Linked DNA regions of Homo sapiens: region 2 is linked to region 1. Evidence: read pairs that join two places in POLR2A ChIA-PET (ENCODE). Cell type or tissue: endothelial cell of umbilical vein. All regions are shown on one strand. Each heading gives the region's core, and the rest is flanking DNA. Links, peaks and the distances in the headings are about the cores only.

The links. Peaks named below come from ENCODE experiments on the same cell type or tissue, not always from the same donor. Only the 100,000 strongest peaks of a DNase experiment are listed, where the experiment ranks them.
Region 2: POLR2A ChIA-PET joins it to region 1 with 5 read pairs; 19 of 35 experiments call an interaction of 5 or more read pairs at or near these places.

Annotation. Positions count from the first base shown.
Region 1 is chr17:64,510,858-64,526,168 of GRCh38, reverse strand. It overlaps CEP95 (centrosomal protein 95), which reads right to left. Exons shown (of 20, transcript NM_138363.3): 4 at 11,811-11,921; 5 at 9,341-9,446; 6 at 6,733-6,848; 7 at 4,642-4,767; 8 at 3,274-3,467; 9 at 287-399; 10 at 1-98. Among named protein-coding and RNA genes, the nearest start is that of CEP95, 12 kb to the right of the region's middle. In endothelial cell of umbilical vein, for the core only: no CTCF peak of the experiment used is centred there; no DNase peak of the experiment used is centred there.
Region 2 is chr17:64,393,724-64,409,034 of GRCh38, reverse strand. No RefSeq gene overlaps it. Among named protein-coding and RNA genes, the nearest start is that of PECAM1, 11 kb to the right of the region's middle. RefSeq lists enhancers at 4,068-4,147, 4,258-4,367. In endothelial cell of umbilical vein, for the core only: no CTCF peak of the experiment used is centred there; no DNase peak of the experiment used is centred there; H3K27ac peaks cover 2,595 bases.

The DNA.
Region 1 (15,311 bases), core at 7,423-11,422:
TTTCTGATACATCATGTAATTCTTGTTCTGTTAATCTCTTTCTTGGCCTCTGGGGGAAAGGTGAATTGCAGGATGAGGCTGTAGCTCTGTTTTCATTTCTGTAATAAAAGTGACCATTTGACAGTAAAATAGCTAGGTGTCTATTATTTAGTTTAAAATAACTGTAATACGTACTTTAACAAATACTTCATTCTGGTCTTCACAGCTAAATTTGGAGATCATGCCCCTGCATTTTCAAATTCCTTTGTAAACAGACTGTAAACACTGAAGTCTGCAGTAATGTTACCTTTTTCCTTTGGGAGGCTTCCTTGTCCTAGGCCCTTGGACCTGAGCTGGATATACTTCCCATTTGCTGCCTTTAGGCAACTTGGAAATTAAGAAAAGTCCATCATCTAGATCCTATTAAAAACAGAAAAAAAGTTGATTTGAAAAAGCTACAAATAAGAAACATGAACTTTCTGGGAGTGAGGAAGGGAGGAACTGTGGCACAAAGCTACGTGCCTTCAATCTCCGTGTTTTGAAGTGCATTTGTCAAAAGACCCTATTGACACCCAGTGCACCAAAGGACTGGAGCAATGTCTAGAAACTTGTGCTCAGAGAACAAATGTGGCTCAGGATGCCATTCAAATAAAAACACAGGCCAGGTGTTCTCTAAATATGAAATTTCAGGGATTACCACTATACCTGAGCAACAAAAAAATTATCACTAGTACAAAGTATTCAAGTGGCTATCTTTTGTATCAATGTCAATAAAGGCTGTCCAAAATTGAAACAGTTAAAACAAAGACAACACCTCTCAAAATATGAATATAAACCCTTAACATTTTAAATTTCCTTTTTTTTTTGAGACAGTTTTCCTCTGTTGCCTAGGCTGGAGTGCAATGGCTTGATCCGCCTCCCAGGTTCAAGCGATTCTCCTGCCTCAGCCTCCCTAGTAGCTGGGATTACAGGTATATGCCACAACACCTGGCTAATTTTTTTGTGTATTTTTAGTAAAGACGGTGTTTCGCATGTTGGCCAGGCTGGTCTCGAACTCCTGACCTCGAGTGATCCACCCGCCTCAGCCTCTCAAAGTGCTGGGATTACAGGCATGAGCTACCGTGTCCGGCTAAATTTATTTCTTGGTCTTAGAGATAATCTTTTAGAAAATACTTCTTGTGATGAAGAAACATTTAATGTTTGTTTGTTTTTTTGTTTTTTGAGATGGGGTCTTACTGTCACCCAGGCTGGAGTGCAGTGGTGCAGTCTTGGGTCACTGCAACCTCCACCTCCTGGGTTCAAGCAATTCTCCTGACTCAGCCTCCAGAGTAGCTGGGATTACAGGCACCTGCCACCGCGCCTGGCTAATTTTTGTATTTTCAGTAGAGACAGGGTTTCACCATCTTGGCCAGGCTGGTCTTGAACTCCTGACCTCGTGATCCACCCACCTCAGCCTCTCAAAGTGCTGGGATTACAGGTGTGAGCCACCGCACCCGGCCATTTATTTAATGTTTAATGATATCTTTAATTTCACTTCATTATCTTTTTCTATTAAAGTAAAATTAAATACCCTTTAGTAGGCTGGGTATGGTGATTCATGCCTATAATCTCAGCAATCTGGGAAGCAGAGGCAGGCAGGTGAGGCCAGGAGTTTGAGACCAGCCTGGCCAACATGGCAAAACCCCGTCTCTACTAAAAATATTTTTAAAAAAAATCAGCCAGGTGTGGTGGCACGTGTGCCTGTAGTCCCAGCTACTTGGGAGGCTGAGGCAGGAGAATCACTTGCCTGGGAGGTGGAGGTTGCAGTGGGTGCAGACTGCACCACTACACTCCAGCCTGGGCGACACAGCGACACTCTGTCTCAAAAAAAAATAAAACAAACAACCTTTTACTAAATAGCAACTAAAATATAATCATATTTTAATAAAACTTTTAAAATAAAGTATTTCTAGCTCAATGAATTATTTGAAAATAAACACTCCCCTTTAACTGCCACCCAGGTCAAGAAACAGAGTATTACCAACTCAGAAATATCTCTAAAACCCCCACTATGATTCCCCCAAAAGTAAACATTATCTTATGACTCCATTTTAACACCTCTTTTTATCTAATCCCTCTCCTGTTTAGATGCACAGAATGTTGAGAATGTGGTCACCTATTGTTAATAATGCTTATTTCATCTCTGTACTTTTAATGCATTGCTTGAATGTTTAAATAATGAAAATGTATCACTGTTTATATATCTACCCTGTGTACATACCTGCCTGTTGTTTTTCTTATTTTATTTTTTTCTTTTTGAGACAGGGTCTTGCTCTGCTGCCCAGGCTGGAATGCAGTGGTGTGGTCACAGCTCACTGAAGCTCCTGGGCTCAAGTGATCCTCCTGCCTCAGCCTACTAAGTAGCTAAGATCACAGGCATGCACCACCACTCCAGGCTAATTTTCTATTTTTAGCAGAGACAAGGTCTCACTATGTTTCCCAGGGTGGTCTCAAACTCTGGCACTCACATGAGCCTCCCAAAGTGCTGGGATTATGGGTGTGAGCCACCGAACCCAGTCCTGTTCTTTTTAGAAAGATAAGGACAGGATGACTATATAAAAAAGGTTTTTTCTTTTTTTTTTTTGAGATGAAGTCTTACTCTGTCACCCAGGCTGGAGCGCAGTGGCGTGATCTTGGCTCACTGCAATTGAACCAAATAGATCAATATGTTAACAGTGGTTCATGGTGGATAATGGGAATATGCATGGATGGTTATTTTCTTTTCCACTCTGTGTTTTCTAAATTTGAAATTATTAAATTACGGACACAATATGGACTCTGAAGCCAGAATGTCCAAGTTCAAATCCTGACTCTGTAATTGCTGTGTAACCTTGCCCTCTCTACATCAGCTTCCCAACAATAAATAAATATAGTAGCTACTCCAGAGTTGTTATGGGCAGTAAATTATTCAATACCCCTAAAGTATCCAGAACTGCGCCTGGCACAACATAAACATTCACTATGTGTTGGCTCTTATTATTTCCCTTTATATGCATTCGTTTTTCTCCTATCTTCCTAGAACAAGAATGTGCAGGTGTATACAGAGGCAAATTTTAAGGAGTACGATGCTTTGACTAGTGCAATATGCTTGACAATTCTAGCAGACTTCTTTAAATATAGGGGCTTCCTTGACAAAGAATAAAGACTTCACCAATACACATACACACACACGGCCTTCTAATCAATTACCAACACACACACAGACATACATACAAGTGTACTTCTAGCCAACTGAAAGTAAGCTTTTCCACTTACCCCAGAAAATTCCGTATGCTCTCCAGTAGAATTTACGGCTGGGGAGCAGTGACTTGAATGCAAGTATTCTTTTCCTATGGGGCAGGGTGCTCGAGGCTCTGAAGGGTGGTAGGGTGGATGTAAAGGAATAGCTGCTCGGATAGGCTCCCCTAGCTTCCTAGCATTTGGAATCCCACTCACAGAAAGGGTTTCCGCTAGTAAGACAAATTAAAGTGGATATTACGATGCAATTCTAAGAAATAAACCATTTTATATACATACATACATACCTATATAAACATGTTCACATACATTAGAAATATTTTTTAAACTTAAGACAAAGCACATAAAAAAATAATTAAACCAGGGATATAGCCTCAGCACACAGGGATCTAATTAAATTAGGATGTAATTTTTTTTTTTTAATTTTTAAAAAAAGTAGAGATGAGGTCTCGCTATGTTGCCCAGGCTGGTCTCCAACTCCTGGGCTCAAGTGATCCTCCTGCCTCGGCCTCCCAAAGTGCTGGGATTACAAGTGTGAACTACCATGACTGGCCCCGGATGTAATTTTAATGTTATTATCATAAAACTGTTCCCTGAAAGTTACTTTAAAAACTGGAAGCAACTTAAATGGCTTGAAGAATGTTATGTTATGTGAATTATGGTTCGTCCACGTTACAAAACCAGTTAGGCAGTAATATTTTTATGTATTACTACCATATGAAAATTCCAGAGATGATAATAAGAAACAAGAATGATTTTTCCAGGCCGGGTGCGGGAGCTCACGCTTGTAATCTCAGCAATTTGGGAGGCTGAGGCAGGCGGATCACGAGGTCATGAGTTCGAGACCAGCCTGGCCAACATGGTGAAACCCCATCTCTACTAAAAATAAGTTAGCTGGGCGTGGTAGCAAGCGCCTATAATCCCAGCTACTTGGGAGGCTGAGGCAGGAGAATCGCTTGAACCCAGGAGGCGGAGGTTGCAGTGAGCCGAGATCATGCCACTGCACTCCAGCCTGGGCAACAGAGCTAGACTCTGTCTCGAAACAATAAAAAAAGAATGTTTTTCCAGTTACTATACTTTGTTATTTACCAATAATATGAAGACCACCAATAGATGTACTAATGTGTCAGAGACTCTGTCCCATTAAAAAAAAAAGGTAAGTGGTGAGAATTTAGATAATAAAATAGTGGATGCAAAAATATGCAACCAAAGACCATGTTAAGCAGAATTCAGATACCATAATTAATAGCAAACATTTACAAGTAAGATCATGTAAGACCAAAAAGGATCTCATATACAGCAATAAAAGTAAAAAGGCTAATGGCAACAACAATTGCCCCAAGAATGATCATCAGCAGTAAAGAACTAACATCCATTACAACTCACTGTCTTCAACAAAGGATGTCCTACTCTTGGACAAAACACTAGGAGGGTACAACATATCTTCATGTGATTTAGAACTTGGTGAGGCTAAGGCTTTTTTAGACAGCATTTCATTAGGACATTGAGCACCTAGGAAAGAAAATATTAAAGGTAAAATTTTTAACTATCAAAATAGTTTGCTGAACATTATACTAAAAGCCAAGAGTTTTGTACTCAGGAAACAAATATTAAATAATGTTGAACGAAATAATGTTGGTCCAACTGCTCAAAATACCAATTATTATTTTTCTTTTTCAGACAGCATTTCCCTCTTGTCGCCAGGCTGCAGTGCAATGGCGTGATCTCGCTGCACTGCAACCTCCACCTTCCAGGTTCAAGCAATTCTCCTGCCTCAGCCTCCAGAGTAGCTGGGACTACAGGCACCCGCCACCATGCCTGGCTAATTTTTTGTATTGTGACAGGGTTTCACTATGTTGGCCAGGCTGGTCTCGAACTCCTACCTCAGGTGATCCGCCCACCTCAGCCTCCCAAAGTACTGGGATTACAGGCGTGAGCCACTGTGACGGGCCATAATATCAATTATTTTTAATTGCTATCAGAAAGTAAGATGCCATTTTGTAATCCAGAATCATTTATACAATTTAAAAGCAAAGTTTCATACAATGTTTCATTATTTAGCTTTAGAAAAATAGATGCCAGAGTTACGGAAATGCTGGCTGTTTTATGGACATGTCTTGGTATGAATAGACACCAGAGTTAGGGTCTTAGCTAGTACCAGAAACATGGACTCATGGTCCAGGCCAAGCGCAGTGGCTCATACCTGTAATCTCAGTACTTTGGGAGGCCAAGGCAGGCAGATCACTTGAGGTTATTAGTTCAAGACCAGCTTAGCCAATATGGCGAAACCCCATCTCTACTAAAAATACAAAAATCAGCTGGGCATGTGGCACATACTTGTAATCCCAGCCGCTTGAGAGGCTGAGGCAGAGGTTGCAGTGAGCCGAGATTGCGCCACCGCACTCCACCCTGGGTGACAGAGCAAGACCTAGTGTCAAAAAAAAAAAAAAAAAAAGACTATGGTCCATATATTGAAGCTTAAATTAGATGCCTGTGAATGTATATGACAGTTATCTGACACTTTAAATCTCAATATGAAAGGAAGCTGCCATAAGCCCTTTTATCACATCAAACCCAAACACCTTGGCCAGGCATCTCTCTGAATCTTTTTTCCTTTGCCTTAATTGCATTACTCTTAAACACAATTCCCCTCTCTACTTATAATGTTAAAATAAGTAATTCATTTTACAGTAACATCTTTTTTACATAGCACTTGACATCACAGAACCCGTTTCTGCAATCACCATCCCTTCCATTCCCAATCAATCCATCTGATTCTCCTACTTCAAGAAACATTTTTGTAGTATCCACACTTGACTCTGGTCCTTCCGTTTCTGTGCCTATCCCAATGGCAAGCATAGCTTTTTGGTCTACTGGAGGGTGAGTTTGCCAGGAACCAAAAGTAAGGGAGAACATTCCAAGACTTGTGGTCCATATACTGGTTTAGTAATTTATGAAGCCACGGTGGACAGGATGGAGTAGGATGATTGGAGGAGGGCAAGGTTGGAGGCTCAAAATTGGGGCTTGAAAGATATCCGGGTCTACTATGTGCAAGCAATAGGCTGTTGGAAATCTGGCCTGAAGCCTAGAAGAAAAATTGCTACTGCATATACGAACTTATTGGTTCAAACAATGAAAAAAGTGAGTCAACCACCAGTTCAGGAAACTACAATTAAAGAATACCCTGAAAGCGTGACCAGACTATAAGCTGCATCCATAATTCTCTTCCCAGGTTATAAGGAACCGCAAATTACCTAATAACCTTGCATACACTTATTTGCCTTGGACTTATCTGCCCATATGCCTGCGACTTCAGATAAGTGTTCATATTTAATGGGTAGTGGGATATTCTGGAATTTCAAATCCCATGTCCAGTTAGCACTCTATTCTTCTCAATTTTAAACACTCCTACATACCATTTACATTTTTATAGTTGTATGTTGAATAATAACTGATACTTCAGGTTTAACTACTCACCATTACTTCTTAGAGAAAAGGTGTGTGCTGTGTCTCCAAGTCTAATGATTTCACCAGTGGATTCTGCTTCATCTCCATCCCAAGAGGGGCCCAACATCTCAGAAGACAAGGAGCACCTGGAAAAGTTCCCTCCTTCACTCAGGGCCCAGCCTGACCAGAGGGCCCTTCCCCTGAGGACCTGGAGAGCTGCTGGGTGCAGAAAAAGGAAAAGACTCTCCCTTTTGCTGCTTAGCATGTCTTGCTGCTTATGTTTTGTTTTCACTGATATATGAATGGTAGAAATAGCTGTATATAAAGTGTCAACGATTAAATGTATAGGAGAACAGCAAATACTGGTGACTCTAGGGTGTGGGAGTGAAGGGGGTGGGATGCTAACTTTGCATTAAATATCCTTCAATTGTTTCACTTTTGCGCTTATTTTGTTACTTTAAAATTCTTATGGAAAGAAGTTCATCAGGCCGGGCATGGTAGCTCACACCTGTAATCCTAGCACTTTGGGAGGCAGACATAGGTGGATTGCCTGAGGTCAGGGTTTGCGACCAGCCTGGCCAACATAGTGAAACCCCATCTCTACTAAAAATACAAAAAATTAGCTGGACGTGGTGGCAGGCGCCTGTAATCCCAGCTACTTTGGAGGCTGAGGCGGGAGAACTGCTTGAACCTGGGAGGCAGAGGTTGCAGTGAGCCGAGATTGCACCACTGCACTCCAGCCTGGGCAACAAGAGCAAAACTCTGTCTCAAAAAAAAAAAAATTTCATCTTATGATGGTCTCCTCTGAGACACATTTTTTACAATGTACTATACCTAAAAAAGAAGGCATTGCCTGTGCTCTTCGAACCATGAAGACATAGCATTATGCTCAACCTCTAGTTAGCAAGAAGTGCAATCAAACCTGTCATGACAATACATTTTTGTCTATGAAAGAAGCACAAGTTTAAAAACTGTGAAAATGATCAATGATACTGGCTCATGAAGGTCCTGTAACCCAGCATTGCTATACTGTTGGTAAATGTACAGTCATGGCCTTTTTGGAAAACAGTCTGGCAACTTTTATTATTAGCCTTAAAACATTTACACTGTCTTACTCTGAATCTAGCCTCAAGATATGAGGAAAAAAAGAATAAACATTAAGTATCACGTTTTTGATAATATTTAAAAAAACTCTCTACTTTAGAGGAATGGCTTAGTAATTTATGAAGCATCCACATGAATGATGTTATACAGTGATTACAAATTATTATAAAGAATTTAACAACTTGAGGCTGGGCGCAGGGGCTCACGCCTGTAATCCCACCACTTTGGGAGGCTGAGGCAGGCGGATCACTTGAGGTCAGGAGTTCAAGACCAGCCTTGCCAACACGGTGAAAACTCACCTTTACTAAAGATACAAAAATTAGCCAGCCGTGGCGGCGTGCACCTGTAGTCCCAGCTACTCAGGAGGCTGAGGCACAAGAATCACTCGAAACCGGGAGGCAGAGGTTGCAGTAAGCTGAGATTGTGCCACTGCACACTCCAGCCTGTGTGACACAGCAAGACTGTGTCTCAAAAAAAAAATTAAACAACTTGAGAACACTTAATGTTAAGTTTAAAAATGCAGGAAACGAGCCTGGTGAGGTGGGTCATGCCTATAATCCCAGCACTCTGGGAGGCTGCAGCAGGAGGATCGCTTGAGGCCAGGAATTCAAGACCAGCCTGGTCAATATAGCAAGATGCCATCTCTGTTAAAAAAAAAAAAAAAAAAAAAAATTAGCCAGGTGTGGTGGCGCACACCTGTGGTCCCAGCTACTTGGGCTTAAGCTCAGGAGTTCAAGGCTACAGTGAACTCTGATCACGCCACTGTACTCCACCATGAGTGTCAGAGCAAGACCCTGTCTCTTTATTAAAAAAGCAGGGGTGAGGGGCAGGCAACGAAATTATATAGACATATGACTAAATCCAAAAAAGAAAAAAATAGTAAAAAGGACTAAAAAATTTAACAAAATGTTAACAGCAGTTATTTAGTTCGGAATAGATTTTTTTTCCTGCTTTTTCTATTTTGCAAGTTTTTTGCAAAGATGATGACGTACTTTGATGATTAAGAGAAAAACAGGGACCAGGCGCGGTGGCTCATGCCTGTAATCCCAGCACTTTGGGAGGACAAGGCAGGTGGATCACCTGAGATCAGGAGTTCGAGGCCAGCCTGACCAACATGGTGAAACCCCATCTCTACTAAAAATATAAAAATTAGCCGGGCATGGTGGCGCGTGCCTGTAATCCCAGCTACTCAGGAGGCTGAGGCAGGAGAATCCCTTGAACCTGGGAAGCAGAGTTTGCAGTGAGTCGAGATCATGCCACCACACTCCAGCCTGGGCAACAGAATGAGACTCCGTCTCAAAAAAGAAAAAAAAAGAAAAATATAAAAATGAGTAGATAGTTGATACTGAGATTTAGGTATTATATGTAACTCAAGGTTCTTAAAACTCCCTCAGGAAAGTTTAAAATATGAGAAGTTAGTAGAAGTTTCACATTAGCTTTTTTTGGTGCCATCTTGGTATATTACGTGTGATTTTAATTCTTAGTCCAAAAAGCGTAACTTGTTTTCATCAAATTCAGAGACACTAAGTGCTACCTCCCAAAAGAAACTCTTTTCCATGATGATTTAGATTCTTTAGTACTTTCTGGCTCTTCCAAACGTTCTCCTCGATCAGATTCTTTAAAATACTGTTCAGTTTCACCTGTTCAGAACAGATAAAAACAATACCAAAAAACCCCTAAGTGAATACTACTTTTTCTATGTAAGAGGCAGGGAAAGGTAAGGACAGTGAGGCACCCCTAACTTGCCATGGTAAACAGGGTTCTAGTGAAAGTGCAATCAGAAAGAACCAAATCACCTGTAATGAGCATGTATTATTCGAGTAACAAAGAAACAAGAATATTGCTTTAAAAACAGGGTCTACAGTTGTATGAGCAATGTTTTATTTTTTAAGTCAGTGGCAGGTCCATTCAATATTTTTATACCTCTCCATCTGTAAAGGATGTCTGAGGTATATCAAGGTGACAGAAAACGTGATTGTGTCAACATAATGCAAGCTCCAAGATAATCATGCCTTAGGCTGAGTCAGGCTGTATCAGGGCTTGGATGAAATTTTTCTTAAGACCATCAGTCTTTTTCCACCCCACCATACTTGAAGAATACATACTTTCACCAGTAGCTATAACTCACTAGGGAAATAATTTCAAAATACATGTAGGTGAAACCTCCCATGATTCAGATTTACCCCTTTGGATATTCTCATGCCCATGTCTAGAGATTCACCATTCAAACACCCACCTTCATTTTTTTCTACTTCCATATTCACCAAGCAACATTTCAATAACATCAATTAACATTTATTATGCATTTACTCTGAGCTAGGCTGTGTGCCCAACTGTTTACACACATCTACTTACTTAACTTTCACAACAACCATGAAAGAATTTCAGATGAGAAAACAGGCTTAGAGAGCTGCCATCATATAGTGAGAGGAAGAACCCAGCACTGAACCCATGGTCTTCCTTCGAACCCCTCCTTCTTCAGTGGTAAATGATAATGCTAGCTCAGGTCCCAGGTTGAAGCTGCCCTGCACAGCTGATATGATTAGTGATAATAAAGATTTGTTTCCCATTACTGTTAACTGGCATTTTGAAGAACCTGATCAGCTCTAGGAAATATTGCCAGGTAAGTATATATTAGACCTGCAAAGATGAGAAGCAGACTGTAAGAAAATGCTGTCCAGCTAAGGTACTGTCATATAGGGAAGCCTATCTGAGCAACTTCCCCAGTAGCTCACCACATACTGCCGATCTCCCCTGGGAATATCCTTCAGTCTTTCACCACCACCAGACTCACATAAAAGTATCTCTCAGTTGCCTCCTCCTCTCTTCATCCCCACTGCCATATCATTAGCCAGGCACTACCATCCCTCCCCTTCCTGCGAGCAAGCACTAAACTGTAAAAAACTGCTGCTCTCTTTACATTTCAAATTAATCTCAATCTCTTTACTTAGAGGTTGTTTTCTACCTCTTAACCCTGTTACTAAAAAGACTAGAAAGGTACACAGCATACAAATACCTACTGGTAGCCTTGAATTAGGTGAGTCCCACCTGTCAATACTCTCCCCTAGTTCTAATTCCCCCTTTATGCTTTTATTGTATGTAGTTATGGCTGTCTCCCTGACTCAAGTACAGGTTTGAGAGTATCAACATGACAAGCAGCTTGGAATCCTCCCAGAGTACCCAGACGCCTATAAAACACTCAATTTTTGAAACAAAGAAATGTCCAGTGTGGCAGACTTTTCAATTTTCCCTCCCAGTTTTTAAACAGTTTAGTAACAATGATTAAAGGTAGGAAACTATCTCTAACTAAAGACTTTAAGATTAATTTCAAATGTGACTATCACAGGTCTCACTATAAACAAAGTGAGAATGGAGGATGAGCCTACCCCAATTTTTTGTCTTAATTTGTATTCGAATTTATGTAAATTGTGGTTGCTGCTGAAAGTTTATTTTTGATAACTTTTCAACATAAGAACAGGTAATATATTATTCCATTCGTGACCAACAGCATTATTTACTTAATCTCAAATTATTAAGACAGTTAAGTTCTTTCACTTTTTGCAATGACAAATATCTGAAATATTTAGGCTGTCACAAATGTAAGTGCAGGCTAAAGACACAAATGCACCAATTCTTCCTGTTGATGCCTCAGTAACATCCAAATATTTACCATAAATAGCAGTTCTGACACACGAAATTTTGGAGAAAGAAATTTTATGCAATCATAGGACAATAAATAATTTAGCCAGAAATTTATCTTTCTAGTATAAATTAGTTTTGAAGTAATTTATGAGCAACATCCAAGTTGATAAAGAACATGATGACAGTCTAAGACAGTTTCCAACCAGCTGGAACAATAAGAATTTGAAATTTACAACTACGGTTATCAGGTATACTGTATTAGTGAATCTGCTTCCTATGAAGAAAAATACACAAAAAGATAAAAGGCAAAAGGGACACATCATAAAAGGTAAACCAAACCAAATTTCCATTCTTAAACTTACTTTTCTCATGAGATGTTTCACTGATGCGTTCTGTAAGATACTCCAACAAACCATCAAATATTTCCAGGAGATTCTTAATAGATTCTTTATCTCCTTTCACTATATTTTCTCCTGGAGACAGAATATAGAGCTATTAAAAAATTTAACCATGAAATCTGAAAGCTTCATAATCTTGAAACTTGGATATAACATTGTGAAAATGCTATTTAAGAATACAGGCGATACATACCAACTTACAGCTCCTTGGAGATTAAATAAAAAAAAGAATACAGGTGAAACAATTATAAATATTAAGAACAACAATTTCCTGCTGCCTGATTATATTTGAAGAAAAAAAGGGGGAAGCTTTAAATATGGCGTCTAATAATTCACTGGCATATTCCTTCCTTTTTTGGAGAAGCAAAATAATTGGACTTAAGAAAACATGTCTAGTAAGATTTATACCAAAATATATTGCAGCTAAACAGAACTTTACCAGATTGGTGGGAAAAAGTGGCAGGAGAGAACACTTTCAGATTGTGGTATCCTATTCTAAATGGTGGTTTGTTCAGAAGATTATAGCAGCAGAGTAACATCAAAACAACAAAAAAAAACAATAAACTTGTTGGGATACTTTCATCAGAAATTCCTGAATTCTCCACCATAACCCCCCATATTTGTTAACTCCTCATTTTGTATAGATCATACCATTTTTCTGATTAAAATCCTTTCCCTGGCTCCCTTTCTGAAATATAAGCCCTGCATATAAAACCTTTTTAAATCTCACTCCATCTTCAGCGTCTCCAGCTACATCTCTTACCATATCCACTTCATATTCATAACTTACACTCATAGATCATAGCACAGTCCCTAGCACAGTACCTACTCCGTAACAGATTTTTAATATAAATGATTAGGTTGAAATGTTGAATAGAAATGGGTTGGCAAAAAGCATGGAAACTTGACATATTTAATGTCACCTGAAATGGACTCCAAATCAACCTCAGGTATAGATAGTACTTAACCCTTGTGACACTCTGATTGTCCTTTGGGAGATCATGCCTGGCATTCTCATGAGTTCACACCAATATGGGAAAAGCAGTGTAGAAATTTGACATTTGGGAGAATCTAGCCATTCGTAACCTCAGCCATGATGCAAAACAAACCTAAACCAGAAATTTGACGTTTTATACTACTACTAGTAACGACAACGTTTGAGTTTTTTCGTTTAAAACAATGAACCAGAAATCTTGGTTTTGGACGTGTTTTTCCGGCTTAAAAATACCTAAGTATATCCCAAGAGCATCCTCAAAACTTTTCAGTTTCTAGGATGGGGAGTATACTGACAACCTAGCAACTAAGACTGCCAGCCAGAATGCAGTGCTTCATGCTGCAGGAGAAACTGTTTTACAATTTTTCATAGGGTGGGTGTAATCTGTCAAAGACAGCTCTGCATTAAAGAGTTTTACAAACATGTATGTTTATAACCCTGCTATAGTATGTTTAACAAGCACAAATACCAGAACTTGTCCTACTTGGGTGATAAAGCAATTACAAATTGCAAAAAAAAGAGGGAAACTATGGGAGTAGCCCTCAAATTATCTCCGAACTGATTTACCCATTCACTCACCTAGAACTGCATTAAAAAACTTAAGACAGAAGAGTATTTTATTCTCTTCGCAAAAATTTGTTCTTGTCAGTATCAAATTAAGAGATGTAAATCAGGACTTATCCTGATTAACATTTATCTCCTTTTACAACTATCAAAGAATAAATCAACAGTATAAATCCTCTTTTTGTGATTATAGTTTCACATTGTCAATATTCCCTCTATTCATAAGCTTGAAATAACTTACTGGAATAATCATTCATTTCTAAACATAAATGAAATACACATAATACAGTGATTTATAAATATATTTGGTATGCTTAGTTTTAGAATACAGTATAGTATACTTTATTTTGGAGATTTAATTACAGAAAAAAACTTCTGAATAGATAACATGGTTCAAAATTCAGCAAGTGCAAAAAGTATACACTGAAAGTTCTTGTCCCTTTGTCCTGCAACCCTGAGGTTCCCTTTGTTGGAAGCAATCAGTATTACGAGTTTCTTGTATATGCTTCTAGAGAGTTCTTCCGATTGCAAACAACTGCAAATACTTCTGCACACCTTTGTTTTTACAAACACTAGCATACTACTCTGCACATTACCATTATAATTGTACTACATTTTTCTCGCATCACATATGCTAGAGATTGTTCCCAACACGGAACATTGTGCACAAAGAGCATATTCAGTCATCTTTTACAGCCACAGAGCAGTCCACTGTATGCAGCTATCATGATTTATCTAACCAATCCCTACTAATGGACATTTAGGTGTTTCTAATTTTTAGCTATCACAAACAAGTAGCATTAGTATGCTTTAAAATAAAACAATACGGCCAGGTGTTGCGAGAAGTCAGGGACCCCAAACAGAGGGACCGGCTGAAGCCATGGCAGAAGAACGTGGATTGTGAAGATTTCATGGACATTTATTAGTTCCCCAAATTAATACTTTTATAACTTCTTATGCCTGTCTTTACTGCAATCTCTGAACATGAATTGTAAAGATTTCATGGACACTTATCACTTCCCCAATCAATACCCTTGTGATTTCCTAGGCCTGTCTTCACTTTAATCTCTTAATCCTGTCATCTTGTAAACCGAGGAGGATGTATGTAGCCTCAGGACCACGTGATAATTGCGTTAACTGCACAAAATTGTAGAGCATGTGTGTTTGAACAATATGAAATCTGGGCACCTTGAAAAAAAGAACAGGATAACAGCAATTGTTCAGGGAATAAGACAGATAACCTTAAACTCTGTCCGTTGGTGAGCCGGGCGGAACAGAGCCATATTTCTTTTCTTTCAAAAGCAAATGGGAGAAATATCGCTGAATTCTTTTTCTCAGCAAGGAACATCCCTGGGAAAGAGAATACACGCCTGGGGGCAGGTCTACAGACGGTCCCCCGGGCGTGGCCATCTTTTATGGTCTGTAGACTGTAGGGCTGAAATAGACCTCAGTCTCCCATATCGCTCCCAGGCTTATTAGGAAGAAGAAATTCCCGCCTAATAAATTTTGGTCAGACAGGTTGCTCTCAAAACCCTGTCTCCTGATAAGATGTTATCAATGACAATGGTGCCCAAAACTTCATTAGCAATTTTAATTTCACCCCAGTCAGGTGGTCCTGTGATCTCGCCCTGCCTCCATTTGCCTTGTGATATTCTATTACCTTGTGAAGTACTTGATGTCTGTGACCCACAACCTATTCGTATACTCCCTCCCCTTTTGAAAATCCCTAATAAAAACTTGCTGGTTTTTGCAGCTTGTGGGGCATCACGGAACCTACAGACATGTGATGTCTCCCCCAGACGCCCAGCTTTAAAATTTCTCTCTTTTGTACTCTGTCCCTTTATTTCTCAAACCTGCCGATGCTTAGATAAAATAGAAAAGAACCTACGTGACTATCGGGGCAGGTT
Region 2 (15,311 bases), core at 5,838-9,837, 120 kb after region 1:
TGACCTCAGGCGATCCACCTGCCTTGGCCTCTCAAAGTGCTGGGATTACAGGTGTGAGCCACCGCACCGGGCCCTGAAATGTTTTTCTTCCAGAGGCCCTGTGTGAGGAATTAGGGCTCAGGGCTGAAGGCAGGCAGCCAGCATCACCACTTCAGCTGTGGGATCGTGGACAAGAGTACTAACCTCTCTGAGAGTCTTGTTTCTCTCTTGTAAAAAGAGGGTAATAACAGTAACTGACTCATAGGATTAAAGGAAACGTGAGAAATATGTAAGCACTCAATAAATATTAGTTATTATTATTTAAATAAAAGCTCCATAGCGGAGTCTTATAATTTTTAGGAGTAAAATCATAACTCTCATGCAAATATAATATGAACATGTGTCAAATATTTTATTTAACTTATCAATTAATGAGTGAACCAGTGAAATGCTATAACTTACTCAAAGGAGAATCAAAGAGGATATGTATATATGATTAGATTGATTGACCAATTGATCATTAGATATGCAGATATCTACCATCAGGGATGCTAAAATGAGTTGGCTTAAAAGATGTAAAACTGGTTGGGTGCGGTGGCTCACGGCTATAATCCCAGCACTTTGGGAGGCTGAGGCGGGTGGATCACCTGAGGTCGGGAGTTTGAGACCAGCCTGACCAACATGAAGAAACCCCGTCTCTACCAAAACATACAAAATTAGCTGGGCGTGGTGGTGCATGCCTGTACTCCCAGCTACTCGGGAGGCTGAGGCATGAGAATCACTTGAACCCAGGAGGCGGAGGTTGCAGTGAGCCGAGATTGTGCCATTGCACTCCAGCCTGGACAAGAGCGAAACTCCGCCTCAAAACAAAAGATGCAAAATTGCTCAATATCATTAGGGGAATTATCAACTGCATCATCCCCACTGGTCACAACTTGCATTTCTCTGGACAACCTGGAAAATTATAAGATATCTCAAAGACAATGAAAGGCACAGAAACCTCAAAGAGTCAGATAAGCTGGAAGAATGTGCTAGATTGCCTCTACTTTTTGTTGAAGACACCCAGGAATGTTTTAGGCCTATTTCAAACCCTTTCACAATTTTTCCTGATGCTTGTTCATTTGATATGAGGTCAAAGGACAATACTTAACGTGACCCATATCCCTATAGAGTTTTATGATATTGAGGCCCGCAGTGGCCTTATGAGGAGCAATCTACAGGCTGGTGAGCTGAGGCTTGGTAGACTTGGCTCACATGAGTTCAGAAGTCCACAAACCTCCCCCAGGGCAGCTCATCCTCCCTTTCTTTTTTCTTTTCTTTTCTTTTTTTTTTTTTGAGATGGAGTCTCGCTCTGTCACCCAGGCTGGAGTGCAGTGGTGTGATCTTGGCTCACTGCAACCTCTGCCTCCTGGGTTCAAGTGATTCTCCTGCCTCAGCCTCCCTAGTAGCTGGGATTACAGGTGCCTGCCACCATGCCTGGCTAATTTTTGTAATTTTAGTAGAGATGGTGTTTCATCATGTTGGACCAAGCTGGTCTCGAACTCCTGACCTCAGGTGATCCTCCCGCCTCGTCCTCCCAAAGTGCTGGGATTACAGGCGTGAGCCACCGCACCCCGCCAGCTCCTGCTCCCTTTCATGGTGGGTGGTGCAAAGCAGGATTGCTCTTGGCCCCTCAAGGCCAAACTAATGAAACTGTGCTACGTGCAACTGATGCAGGGCAGGTGAACTCCAGAATTGGGGCTTAGCCTGGCAGGGTTCTTGGCTTTGCCCAGGAAAGAATTCAAGGGCAAGCTAGGGGAGCCGGTGGTGTTAGACAGCAACTTTTATTGAAGCGGCAGTGCACAGCAGCAGCAGACAGACTGCTCCTTGTGGAGCAGGGCTACCCTATAGGCAGTGTGCCCAGAGCACCAGCTCAGGGCAGTTCTGCATCATATGTGTGCCCATCTAGTTATATGCAAATTAAGGGCCAGACTATACAGAAATTTCTAGAAAAAGGGTGGTAACTTCTGGGTTGTCAGGTCATTGCCATGGAAAGGGGTGGTAACTTCCGGTGTTGTCATGGTAACGGTAAACTGACACGGCACACTGGTGGGCGTGTCTTATGGAAAGCTGCTTTCTCTCAGTCCCTGTTTAGCTAGTCTTCAATTTGGTCCAGTGTCCAAGCCCTACCTTTGGAGTTGAGTTCCGCCGCCTACCTCAGAACATTTGTAGAGCCATTTAAAAAGGAAAACTCTCTAATGTGACCCTTTGTAGATCCACTTTATGTCTGATAAGGAAAGGTTGGAATTCTTTCTGCTGTGTAGGCACAGGTTCAGGGCCACACAGCCCTTCCCTTCTTTGAACACCGGATTAGTGCATCAGGGAGCCCCGGCGTGGTGGATTCAGGCTCAAACACTGGAAACAGTCCAGCAAAACCTTGACCTATAGAGAGTGAAGGGCACAGGGCCAGGGGAGGGGAGCTCTTTGCGGACACAGAGTGACTTCTTTCTCTAACCTGCCTTTTGGGTTTCCTTGGCTTTTCCTTCCTCCTCCTCTCGGATGAACTTGTGAGAATGAAGGTGCATGTCTGTGGCCCATGCTGGGTCCTCCAGGCATGGTGGGCTCTGGGAGGGCCATGGCTGAGGAGCCCAAGGAAGCCAGGCCCGTTGCTTTCTCACCTGAGGATTCGTCTCAGAACCATGACACAGTCAAATGAGAACAGAAACCCCACTCTAAGGCCGGGGGCAGTGGCTCAGGCCTGTAATCCCAGCACTTTTTTGGGAGGCCAAGGTGGGTGGATCACTTGAGGTCAGGAGTTCGAGACCAGCCTGGCCAACATGGCAAAACCCCATCTCTACTAAAAATACAAAAAATTAGCTGGGCATGGTGGTGTATGCCTGTAATCCCAGCTACTCGGGAGGCTGAGGCACGAGAATCGCCTAAACCCAGGAGGTGGAGGTTGCAGTGAGCCAAGATTGTGCCACTGCACTCCAACCTGGGTGACAGATCCAGACCCTATCTCAAAAAAAAAAAAAAAAAGAAAAAAGAAAAGAAAGAAATCCCACTTCAAATCTCTACTAGAGGTTGCTTGAAGGTTGCTGGAAGGGAGATGTGAGAGCAGACTTACACCACTCTGCACAGAGAAAAACCCATGAAAAACTTGTGTCTCCCTCAGAGTCATGGTAGTGGCCCCAGCGTCCCTGACACCCCTCCCAAAGTCAACCAGTCAGTCTCTCCCTGTTTCCCTCACCCCCAGATCAGCTCCTTTCTGCCTCATCCTGGGCCTTCATCCTTCTGTTGTCCCCAGACGACCCCACCGCCCCTGGGGATAGACTAGGCTGCATTTTGCTTTTCTTTCTGTTTTTGGGGTCCCTGTCATTCTAAAGTTTGTCCAGCCAATCTGCTTAGGTTTCCACAGTGGGAACACAGACACCTTTTTTTTTTTGAGACGGAGTCTCCCTCCGTCACCCAGGCTGGAGTGCAGTGGTGCAATCTTGGCTCACTGCAACCTCCGCCTCCTGGGTTCAAGTGATTCAGCCTCTTGAATAGCTGCGACTACAGGCTTGTGCCACCACGCACGGCTAATTTTTGTATTTTTAGTAGACATGGGGTTTCACCATGTTGGTCAGGCTGGTCTCGAACTCCTGATCTCAAGTGATCCGGCCACCTCAGCCTCCCAAAGTGTTGGGATTACAGGTGTGAGCCACCGTGCCCGGCCAGATGCTGTTTTTTTATGTTGTCTGGGCAGTCATTTGTGCGCTCCATGAACAGTTGCATGGTCCTTTTTAGCATCAGACTAGAGCTATGATTCCCAGCCCACAGTGACAGAGGCCACCTAGCCACCTTTGCAATGGCAACCACATTGACGATGACAGTCTTCCTTCCTTTTCCTTTGTCTTCAGCTGTGGCAATCAGCGGGACACTGCTCTGACCCCTGGCATTGGTTTTGACAAATACTTGGCTCCTTGTTAGCTTTATTAATAAGATGAAGAGATATTTGACAGCTACATTCTCCCCCTAAAAGAAGAAGGAGTGGCCCACATGGCTTCTGGAGTTCTTGGGAACTGACACAAAACTTGCCTCTTGGTGGAGGCTGGGTTTGCCTCAGGTGGGCCCAGAGGAGACTCCGCAGCTTTAGGAATCACCTCCCTCTCTCTCAGCTGGCTTTTTCTTTTTTCTTTTTTTGACAGAGTCTCGCTCTGTGGCCCAGGCTGGAGTGTGGTGGTGCAATCTCGGCTCGCTGCAACTTCCGCCTCCCAGGTTTACTCGATTCTCTTGCCTCAGCCCTCTGAGTAGCTGAAACTACAGGCGCATGCCACCACGCCTGGCTAATTTTTGTATTTTTAGTATAGACGGGGTTTCACCATGTTGGCCAAGTTGGTCTCAAACTCCTGACCTCAAGTGATCCACCTGCTTCAGCCTCCCAAAGTGCTGGGATTACAGGCATGAGCCACTGCGCCTGACCTTTTTGTATTTTTTTAATAGAGACAGGGTTTCGCCATGTTGCCCAGGCTAGTCTCAAACCCCTGGCCTCAGGTGATCCGCCTGCTGTGGCCTCCCAAAGTGCTGGGATTACAGACATGAGCCACCATGCCCAGTCTCATCTGGCCTTTTAAAACATTTGCAAAACTTTCCTTACCTGCTGTGTTGCACAGTTCTGGCTGAAATATACCTCCCTATAATTTCCACCGAAAGTGGAAAAAAGTCTAGTTCTTCTTTCATATAAAACAATGCAATTATTTAGGCTGTGCAGGATCGGGGTGTCAGGTACTTTTCAGGTCTGAGGTGAGGCCGTGGGCAGGGCAGCTTCTACCCACCTCATCTCAACTCTCCCTTTTCTTGCTCAGTGTCACATGTAGGACCAGTTACATAATTTGTGGGTCTAGTGCAAATGAAAATTCAAAATTATCAGGAATTTCAAGGTGGCGACAGCAAGGCATCAAACCAAGCATGGCAGCTTCTGAGCACAGGGCCCCTGTGACGGCACGGGTCACACATCTATGAAGCTGGCTCTGGTCTCATGACTCATGTGTGTCAGGTCAGGGACTGGGTCTGAGCCTTCTGCCCAGAAAGGTGCTGTAAAAGGTCAGTCACAGAAGCCTTGTAGCAAGCCAGGCAGACACAGGCAGGCAGATGTGGTGCTGGGAACTTGGTTGATGTTTCACCTCCTGGCCCTCAGCTCCCCATCTGTAATATGGGTCATGATACCCCTGTGGTAGGCTGCTGATGACCCCCAAGGATATCAGGCCCTGACCCCTGGAACCTGTGAATGTTGCCCTATATGGTGTCTTAGTTTGTTTGGACTGGGTGCCTTAGAAACAACAAAAATGGGCCGGGCGCGGTGGCTCACGCCTGTAATCCCAGCACTTTGGGAGGCTGAGGCAGGTGGATCACCTGAGGTTGGGAGTTCAAGATCAGCTTGACCAACACAGAGAAACCCCATCTCTACTAAAAACACAAAATTAGCCAGGCATGGTGGCTCATGCCTGTAATCCCAGTTACTCAGCTGGCTGAGGCAGGAGAATCGCTTGAACCCGGGAGGCGGAGGTTTCAATGAGCTGAAATTGTGCCATTGCACTCCAGCCTGGGCAACAAGAATGAGACTCCATCTCAAAAAAAAAAAAAAAAAAGAAACAACAAAAATGTATTTCTCACAGTTCTGGAGTTTGGGAAGTCCAGCATCAAAGCTCCAGCAGCTCCAGTGTCTGGTGAGGCCTACTTCCTCATTTATAGATGGCTGTCTCTCTGCTGTGTCCTCACATGATGGAAAGGACTAGGGAATTCTTTTCTTGCCTTTTTTTTTTTTTTTTCTGTTTTGAGAAGGAGTCTTGCCCTGTCACCCGGGCTGGAGTGCAGTGGCGCGGTCTCGGCTGACCACAACCTTTGCCTCCTGGGTTCAAGTGATTCTCGTGCCTCAGCCTCCCAAGTAACTGAGGCTACAGGCGCGCCACCATGCCAGCTAATTTTTGTATTTTTAGTAGAGATAGGATTTTGCTACGTTGTCCAGGCTGGTCTCAAACTCGTGGCCTCACGTCGATCTGCCCACCTTGGCCACCCAAAGTGCTGGGATTACAGGCGTGAGCCACCGCACCGGGCCTAGGGATTTTCTTATGGTCCCTTTCATAAGGGCACCAGTCCCATTCATGAGGCCTCCACCCTCATGACATAACCACCTCCAAAGGCTCCACCTGCAAGTACTATCACACTGGGGAGTTGGTTCCAACATGTGAATTGTCGCGGGGATGCAAACATTCAGTTTGTAACATGTGGGAGAATGGGATTTGCAGATGTGATTAAGTTAACAGTTTTGAGTTGGGGAGATTATCTGGATGGGCTCCAAATGCAATCACAAGTGACTTTACCAGAGAGGCAGAGGGAGGCGGGGCACATTGGTTTATGCCTATAATCCCAGCACTTTGAGAGGCCCAGGCAGGAGAATCCCTTGAGCTCAAAAGTTCAAGGCCAACCTGGGAAACATAGCGAGACCTCATCTTTACAAATAATTAAAAAATTATCTAGGCATGGTGGTGTGTGCCTGTGGTCCCAGCTACTCAGGAGGCTGAGGTGAGAGAATCACTGGTGGTCAAGGCTGCAGTGAGTCGTGATTGAACCACTGCACTCCAGCCTTGGAAACAGGGTGAGACCCCATCTCAAATAAATAAATAAATAATAAATAAGGGAGATTAGACACACAGAAGAGAGGTGATGTGAAGATTGAGCAGAGATTTGAAGATGCTGGCCTTGAAGACTGGAGTGATGCACCCACAGACCAAGGAATGCCAGCAGCCACCAATCTGCTCCTGTAAGAGGCCAGGAACAGATTCTCCTCCCGCAGAGCCTCTGCAGGGAGTGTAGCCCTGCTGGCAGCTTGATTTTGGTCCATTCATACTTATTCTAGATCCAGAATGGGGAAAGAATAAGTTTCTGTTGTTTTAAGCCAGGAAGTGTGTGGGTATTTGTCACTGTAGCCACAGGAAATGAAAACATACCCTCTAAAATTTTTAAAATAACAGATTCATTGAGATATAGTTCACATGCCATACCATTTACCTATTTAAAGCGTGCAATTCAATGGTGTTTCATATATTCAGAGTTGTGCAACCATCACCCCAATCAATTTTAGAACATTTTCATTATCCCAAAAAGAAACCTGTATTCTTTAGCTATCTTGCCTAATCCCCCAGCCCTAGCCAACCAAACTACTTTCCATCTCCATGGATTTGCGTATTCCGGACATTGCATAGAAATGGAATTATATAATATGTGGCCTTTCATGTGTAGCTTCTTCCACTTAGCATGTTTTTAAAGTTCATCTATAGTGTAGCATGTATCAGTATTTCGTTCCTTTTGTTGTTGTTGTTTAGAGACAGAGTCTCATGCTATGACCTGGGCCAGAGTGCAGCGGTGCAATCCTAGCTCACTGTAGCCTCAAAGTCCTGAGCTCAAACAAGCCTCCCATCTCAGCCTCCAGAGTAGCTGGGACTACCGGGGCACACCACCACACCAGGCTAATTTTTAAAAATTTTTTGAGAGAAGTTGGTGGGAGGTGAAAAAAAAAATTTTTTTTTTTTGGTAGAGCCAGGGTCTGGCTATGTTGCCCAGGCTAGTCTCAAACTCCTGGCTTTAAGCGATTCTCCAGCCTCGGGCTCCCAAAGTGCTGGGATTACCGGTGTGAGCCACCATGCCCTGCCCAGTACTTTATTCTTTTTATTGCCAAATAATATTCCATTATATGGCTATAACACATTTTGTTTGCTCATTCATCAGTTGATGAACATTTGTGTTGTTTCTATATTTTGGCTATTGTGAATACTGCTTCTATAAACATTTGTGATTTTTTTTTTTTTTGAGACGGAGTCTTGCTCTGTTGCCCCAGGCTGGAGTGCAGTGGCGCGATCTCGGCTTACTGCAAGCTCTGCCTCCCGGGTTCACACCATTCTTCTGCCTCAGCCTCCCGAGTAGCTGGGACTACAGGTGCCCACCACCACGCCTGGCTAATTTTTTTGTATTTTTAGTAGAGACAGGATTTCACCGTGTTAGCCAGGATGACCTCGATCTCCTCACCTCATGATCCACCCGCCTCGGCCTCCCAAAGTGCTAGGATTACAGGCGTGAGCCACCGTGCCCAGCCCTATAAACATTTGTGTGCATGTTTTTGTGTGGACGTGTTTTCAGCTCTCTTGACTATATCCCCAAGGGTTGAATTGCTGCTGGATCACATGGTAACTCTATTTTTAATTTTGGGGAACCACCAACTGTTTTCAAAGTGGCTGTATCATTTTACAATGCCATAGTAGCATATGGGCATTCCTGTTTCTCTACATCCTCATCAATATTTGTTGTCTGTCTTTTTGGTTATAGTTATCCTAGTGGGTATGAAGTGGTATCTCATTGTAGTTTCGATTTGCAATTCCCTAATGACTAATGATGTTGAGCATCTTTTCATGTGCTTGGGGTCATTTTTTTTTTTTATCTTCTTAGGAGAAATAATCTGCTCAAATCCTTTTTTTTTTTTTTTTTTTTTAAGATGGAGTCTCATTCACTCTATTGCCCAGGCTGGAGTGCAGTGACATGATCTCAGCTCACTGCAACCTCTGCCTCCTGGGAACAAGCGATTCTCCTGCCTCAGCCTCCTGAGCTCCTGAGTATCTGGGATTATAGGCATGTGCCACCGCCCGGCTAATTTTTTGCATTTTTAGCTGAGATGGGGTTTCACCATATTGGCCAGGCTGGTCTTGGAACTCCTGACCTTGAGTGATCCTCCTGCCTCAGGCTCCCCAAGTGCTGGGATTACAGGCGTGAGCCACCACGCCCTGCCCCTTTGCCAATTCTTTAAAATGGTTGTGTTTTTGTTGTTGAGTTGTAACAGTTCTTTATATATTCAAGATCCTAGACCCTTATCAGATATATTATTTCCAAATATTTTCTCCCATTCTGTGAATTACCTTTCACTTTCCTAATGCTATCCTTTGCAATAAAAACATTTTTAATTTTAATACAGTCTAGTTTATCTGTTTTTGTTATTTTGTTGCTTGTGCTTTTGTGGTTTTGAGAACAGAATGCACAAACACCTGTTTTGGCTTCAGTGCCTGGGACATGGTGGTGCTCTTCCCAGGCCAGCGGCCAGGCCACTCAGGGTGGAAGACAGTAGGTCCCTTAACCCCTTGGGCTGTTGTGTGCCTGATCTGTTGTCAGGCCCTTCTTCATTAGGTTTAGAAGATACAGTCATCAGAAGAATAAAACCACTGTCTAGGTAAAAGAAATTTTTAAATATATAATATGAATATCTTCTTATTTATACCAGTACAGTTTCAAAATGTAATTTTTTTTTTTTTGTGGAGGAAGAGGTCTACAAAGGCAAAAATGCCTATGGTTATGAGTCATAATACAACCATGTCAGCCAGGTGCGGTGGCTCATGCCTATAATCCCAGCACTTTGGGAGGCCGAGGCGTGCAAATCGCTTGAGCTCAGGAGTTCAAGACCAGCCTGGGCAATGTGACGAGACCCCATCTCTACAAAAATTACCAAAATTAGCCGGATGTGGTGGTGCATGCCTACAGTCCCAGCTACTCGAGAGGCTGAGGTGGGAGGATGGCTTGAACCTGAGAGGCGGAGGTTGCAGTGAGCTGTGATCACACCGCTGCACTCCAGCATGTGCAACAGAACAAGAACCTGTCTCAAAAAAAACCCCAAAAAATCCCAAAAACAAAACAACCATGTCCCTTGTAACTGGAGGGGGCCTCCTGCAGGGGATGGAATAGCACAGACTCCTCCACAATGTCCCTGCCTGCCTCCCTTTTGCCCAGCTGCCCAACTTTGTGAGGGGCCAGACTGGGGTGGTGAGGGCAGCATATGGTGGGTGTGGAAGAAAAGGCACTGAGCGCTGCCCCTTGGGTTCACTAAGTCAGCTGAGCTCCAGAGCAGCGATTCAGATGTGGCAGGCCCAGCCAAACCAGATCAACAACTGTTGTTATTATTGTTCAATCATAACTATTGTTTTTTTTAAACTTTTTAATTAATTATTATTACTTTTTGAGACAAGGTCTTGCCCTGTTGCCCAGGTTAGAGTACAGTGGTGTGATCGTGGCTCACTGCAGCCTCAAACTCCTGGGCTTAAGCGTTGCTCCCACCTCAGCTTCACGAGTAGTTGGGACCACAGGCATGCACCACCGTATGCAGCTATTTTTTATATTTTTTTGTTGTTACTATGTTCTTACTGTGCTCTGCTGGTTAAATGTGCTTTCAAAGGCTAGCTCTTGTTTGATCTTCCTAACAAGCCTATTCAATGGGTAGATGGGCACATTATTCCCATTATATAGGTGAGGAACATGAGCCTCAGAGCATTTAAGCTATTAAGCTGCAGAGAACAGACAGGGAACCCAGGCTTCTGATTTACGCATTAGTGCACGTTCACTCCCAGGCTGGGGTGTGTCCCAAACCCAGTGGATGGGGGCTGTTGAGTCTGGCTCATCAACTCTCCAAGACTAATGAGATCTGAGGCTACAGGTGGGGGAAATGGAACGGCCGGTGAATCTCATTTCCAATCACCATTGTCATGAAATAGGTGGTTGGCCTGCTGTGCCCTCCGACATGTCTGTTGCCCACCTGCCTCCGCCTTCCTCCCCCCACTCCACCTCCAGTTGCTCAGAAAAACCACTTCCTGAAGTTTATTCCAGCAGACAGCTTTTTCTGTGCAGTTAACGAGTCGCTATGTTTCGGATCTGCGTTACTTCCCCGGTATTTGAAGGCAGGAGCACTGCAGGTAGGAATAACTGTGTGTCTGTCCTCCTTCAATTCTGCTTGGCTGAGAAGAAGCGAACAACACCATGGGAGAAACAGGGTCCTGGGTGAGTTTGTTAAGCCTGGTGGGAACTCCTGGGGTCCCTTGGTTATGTAGGAGTCAGTCTCTTGATCAGTTACCAAGAAGCCAAAGCCGTGTGGGAACCTTTGCCTCAACCCAATCAAGGAATCCACCAAGGTCAAGGGGAAGAAGTGAGGAGAAAGGAGAGGCCCACAAACGAATAAAAACCCATTCAATTTACTATATTGAAAAAGGCCAGGCCAGGCATAGTGGCTCATGCCTATAATCCCAGCACTTTGGGAGGCTGAGGCTGGAGGATCTTCTGAGACAAGAAGCTGGATTCCAGCCTGGGCAAGACCCTGTCTCTACAAAAAGTAAAAAATTAGCTGTGCGTGGTGGTGCACACCTGTAGTCCCAGCTACTTGGGAGGCTGAGGTGGGAGGATTGCTTGAGCTCAGGAGTTTGAGGCTGCCGTGAGCCATGATTGTGCCACTGCACTCCAGCCTAGGAGACAGAGTGAGACCCTGTCTCAAAAAAAAGATGTTGGCTGGGTGCGGTGGTTCATGCCTGTAATCTCAGCAGTTTGGGAGGTTGAGGTGGGCGGATTGCTTATGGTCAGGAGTTTGAGACCAGCCTGGCCAACATGGTGACATCCCATCTCTACTAAAAATACAAAAATTAGCTGGGCATGGTGGTGCACACCTGTGATCCCAGCTACTCGGGAGGCTGAGGCAGGAGAGTTGCTTGAACCCAGGAGGCAGAGGTTGCAGCAAGCCAAGATTGCGGCACTGCACTCCAGCCTGGGCCACAGAGCAAGACCCTGTCTCAAAAAAAAAAAAAAAAAAAAAAAAGGCCAGGCGCGGTGGCTCACGCCTGTAATCCCAGCACTTTGGGAGGCCGAGGCGGGCGGATCACGAGGTCAGGAGATCGAGACCATCCTGGCTAACACGGTGAAACCCTGTCTCTACTAAAAATACAAAAAATTAGCCAGGCGTGGTGGCAGGTGCCTGTAATCCCAGCTACTCCAGAGGCTGAGGCAGAGAATTGCTTGAACCTGGGAGGTGGAGGTTGCAGTGAGCCGAGATTGTGCCACTGTGCTCCAGCCTGGGCAACAGAGAGAGACTCTGTCTCAAAAAAAAAAAAAAAAGAAAAAGAAAAAAGACACACCAAAGATAATGATAATAATAATAAAAGGTACATACTGTATGAATCTTTACAAAATTCCAGAACATGGAAACTAATCAGAAAGCAGATCAATCTTTGCAGTGGGGAGGGTGCAGAGGGCAAGGGAGACGAGGGGCATAGGAACCTTTTGGGGGTGGTGGATGTGTCTGCTTCCTTGATTGTGGAGGTTGTTTCATCAGTATACACATGTCAACACTTTTCTGAGTGTATACTTTAAACACAGCTTATTTTATGTCAATTATATAATACTTCATAAAGCTGAACAGAAATTCAATTTCTTAATTAAAATTTTAAAGGTAATACTGCCGGGCACGGTGGCTCCCGCCTGTAATCCCAGCAGTTTGGGAGACCAAGGTGGGTGGGTGGATCACCCGAGGTCAGGAGTTCAAGACCAGTCTGGCCAACACGGTGAAACCCCATCTCTACTAAAAATACGAAAATTAGCTGGGCATGGTGGCACATGCCTGTAGTCCCAGCTACTCAGGAGGCTGAGGCAGGAGAATCACTTGAACCCTGGAGGTGGAGGTTGCAGTGAGCTGAGATAGTGCCACTGCACAACAGCCTGGGCAACAGCGCAAGACTCCATCTCAAAAAAAAAAGAAAAAAGTGAAAGGGTAATACAGTCACATGATTTAAATAACAAAAGTACAGAAAGCTTTACAAAGAAAAGTCCCCAACTGCTCAGTTTCTGCCACCCACCCCTCTGCCACAGATAATAAGAATCCTTTGCATCCTTACTGACTTTCTACAAGTTAATGTTTACCCTCCCCTACTGATTGTAAAGTATTCTAGTCTACTGTAAATAGCAAGTCAAACAAACGTTAATAACCTTAGAGTGTGAGGTAAACCCTGGACAGGCATGCAGTACTCATTTTTGCCTATTTCCAATTTCAGATACTTTTTCTTACATTATGGAAACTATCTGTTCATATTCTTTGCCCATTTTTCTATTGGATTGTTGGTCTTTTCTTTTTCTTCTTCTCTTTTATTTTCTTTCTTTTAATCAGGCAGCCTCCCAAGCCAGAGTAGCTTAGACAGACTCCCGAACTTTTTCTTCTTAATTTATGAGTGTTCTTCACACACTAGGGAAGTTAGCTCTTTGTCCGTGATGTGAGTTGCAAACATTTTTTCCAGTTAGTAGTTTTTCTCTTGACTAATTTTTTTTTTTTTTTTTTTGGCAAAACAGAACTTTTTTTTCATAAAGTACAATTTATCAATCAATTTTATGGCTTCTGGATTTTAAGTTTTAGTTAAACCAGCCTCTGCCATTCAAGGTTGTAAGGACTTCTTTTCTTCTTTTGTATTTTCTTCTAGAACTTTTTTTTTTTTTTTTTTTTGCGAGACAGAGTCTTGCTCTGTTGCCCAGGCTGAAGTGCAGTGGCATGATCTTGGCTCATTGCAACCTCTGCCTCCCAGGTTCAAGTGATTCTCCTGCCTCAGCTTCCCAAGTAGCTGGGACTACAGGCATGTGCCACCACGCCTAGCTAATTTTTGTATTTTTTAGTAGAGACAGGGTTTCACTATATGTGGGCCAGGCTGGCCTTGAACCCCTGACCTCAGATGATCTGCCCACCTCGGCCTCCCAAAGTGCTGGGATTACAAGCATGAGCCACTGTGCCTGGCCCCTTCTAGGACTCTTATGGGTTTATTTGTACATTCATATCACTGGTCCATTTGGAATGTATTCTGGTACACAGTGTGAATTATGGGATACAATTTTTCAATTTTCTAAAAAAAACATTTATTTTTGAAATAAAGCTTTATTTTATCATGGTATCCTGAAAATATTAGAATCATTTATGAAGCAATTGCCACATTTTAGAAATTTACTTTGGAACTTGAGGGCACGGGGTCTGGGGTCTTGGCATTTATCACTATCATTTGAATTGTTGCTCTGCAAAAGGTGCTTACTCTGCAGTGTCTAAAAATTACCATTGAAGCCAAAATTTATTTTATTAATCATGGTGTTTCCTTTTCTGTTCCCACATCAAAATTTGGTAGATGGGTGAGGGTAATTTCCAGTAGGTTGCCAAAGAAGATAGCTTATAGTGGGGAATGGCGAGCACAAAACAACAGCAAATAACGCAATGGAAAACATTCCTTTAGAAATAAATGGGTAAAGTGTGTATTGCTGTTCAAGGCTCTTATCAAAACTTCCACTGAACCATAGGTCAGAGAGAGGAATTGTTTTCTAGCTGGAAGCCATTACTTCTTGGTTCTTGCCCTGAGGTAGAGGAATCTGGTTTTGACTGTGGCCAGTTTGTATCTGTCTTAGCTTTACCATGGGGAAGTCCTAGAGGGTGGCATTTCAGAAACAATATGGCACCCTCAAGGCAGTGATCATCTGATTCAGACAATACAGTAGTTTGTCTTCATCCATCTAGACAATCATCCATTGCACTAATGCTTTTTCATCATCTACTAGGTTCCAGACACTCTCCCTGTCATCAAGGAGATTGCAGTCCATTTGGGGGAGGACAGGCCATTATGACACATCCTATAATAAAAGTGTCTGGCTGGGCGCGGTGGCTCACGCCTGTAATCCCAGCACTTTGGGAGGCTGAGGTGGGTGGATCACAAGGTCAGGAGGTCGAGACCATCCTGGCTAACACGGTGAAACCCGTCTCTACTAAAAATACAAAAAATTAGCCGGGTGTGGTGGGGGGCGCCTGTAGTCCCAGCTACTTGGGAGGCTGAGGCAGGAGAATGGCGTGAACCCGGGAGGCAGAGCTTGCAGTGAGCCAGGATTGCGCCACTGCACTGCAGCCTGGGCGACAGAGCGAGACTCCATCTCAAAAAAAAATAAAAGGGTCCGACAGCTGGGCCCGGTGGCTCACACCTGTAATCCCAGCACTTTGGGAGGCCAAGGTGGGCGATCACCTGAGGTCAGGAGTTCAAGACCAGCCTGGCTAACATGGTGAAACCCCGTCTCTACTAAAAATACAAAAATTATCCGGGCATGGTGACGCATGCCTGTAATTCTAGCTACTTGGGAGGCTGAGGTAGGAGAATTGCCTGAACCCGTGAGGTGGAGGTTGCAGTGAGCCAAGATCACGCCACCGCACTCTAGCCTGGGCGACAGAGCAAGACTCTGTCTCAAAAAAAAAAAAAGTATCCGACAGAGGGAAAACCAGGGAGGTAAGGGGGTTGCAGAGGAAGGGCAGCTCAGTCTGGGGAAGACGAGGAAAAATTCTGGAGAAATGGATTCCTGAACTGAGTTAGGAAGGATGGGTAGGAATTTGCTTGGAAAGAAGTGGGGAAGGCATTCCAAGTAGGGGAGCAGCCCCGACAAAGGCACAGACAGATGAAGAGTGCTAGGAACTAGAAATTCTAGCAGCCATAATGTAGGTGCAAGGAAGGAAGTGG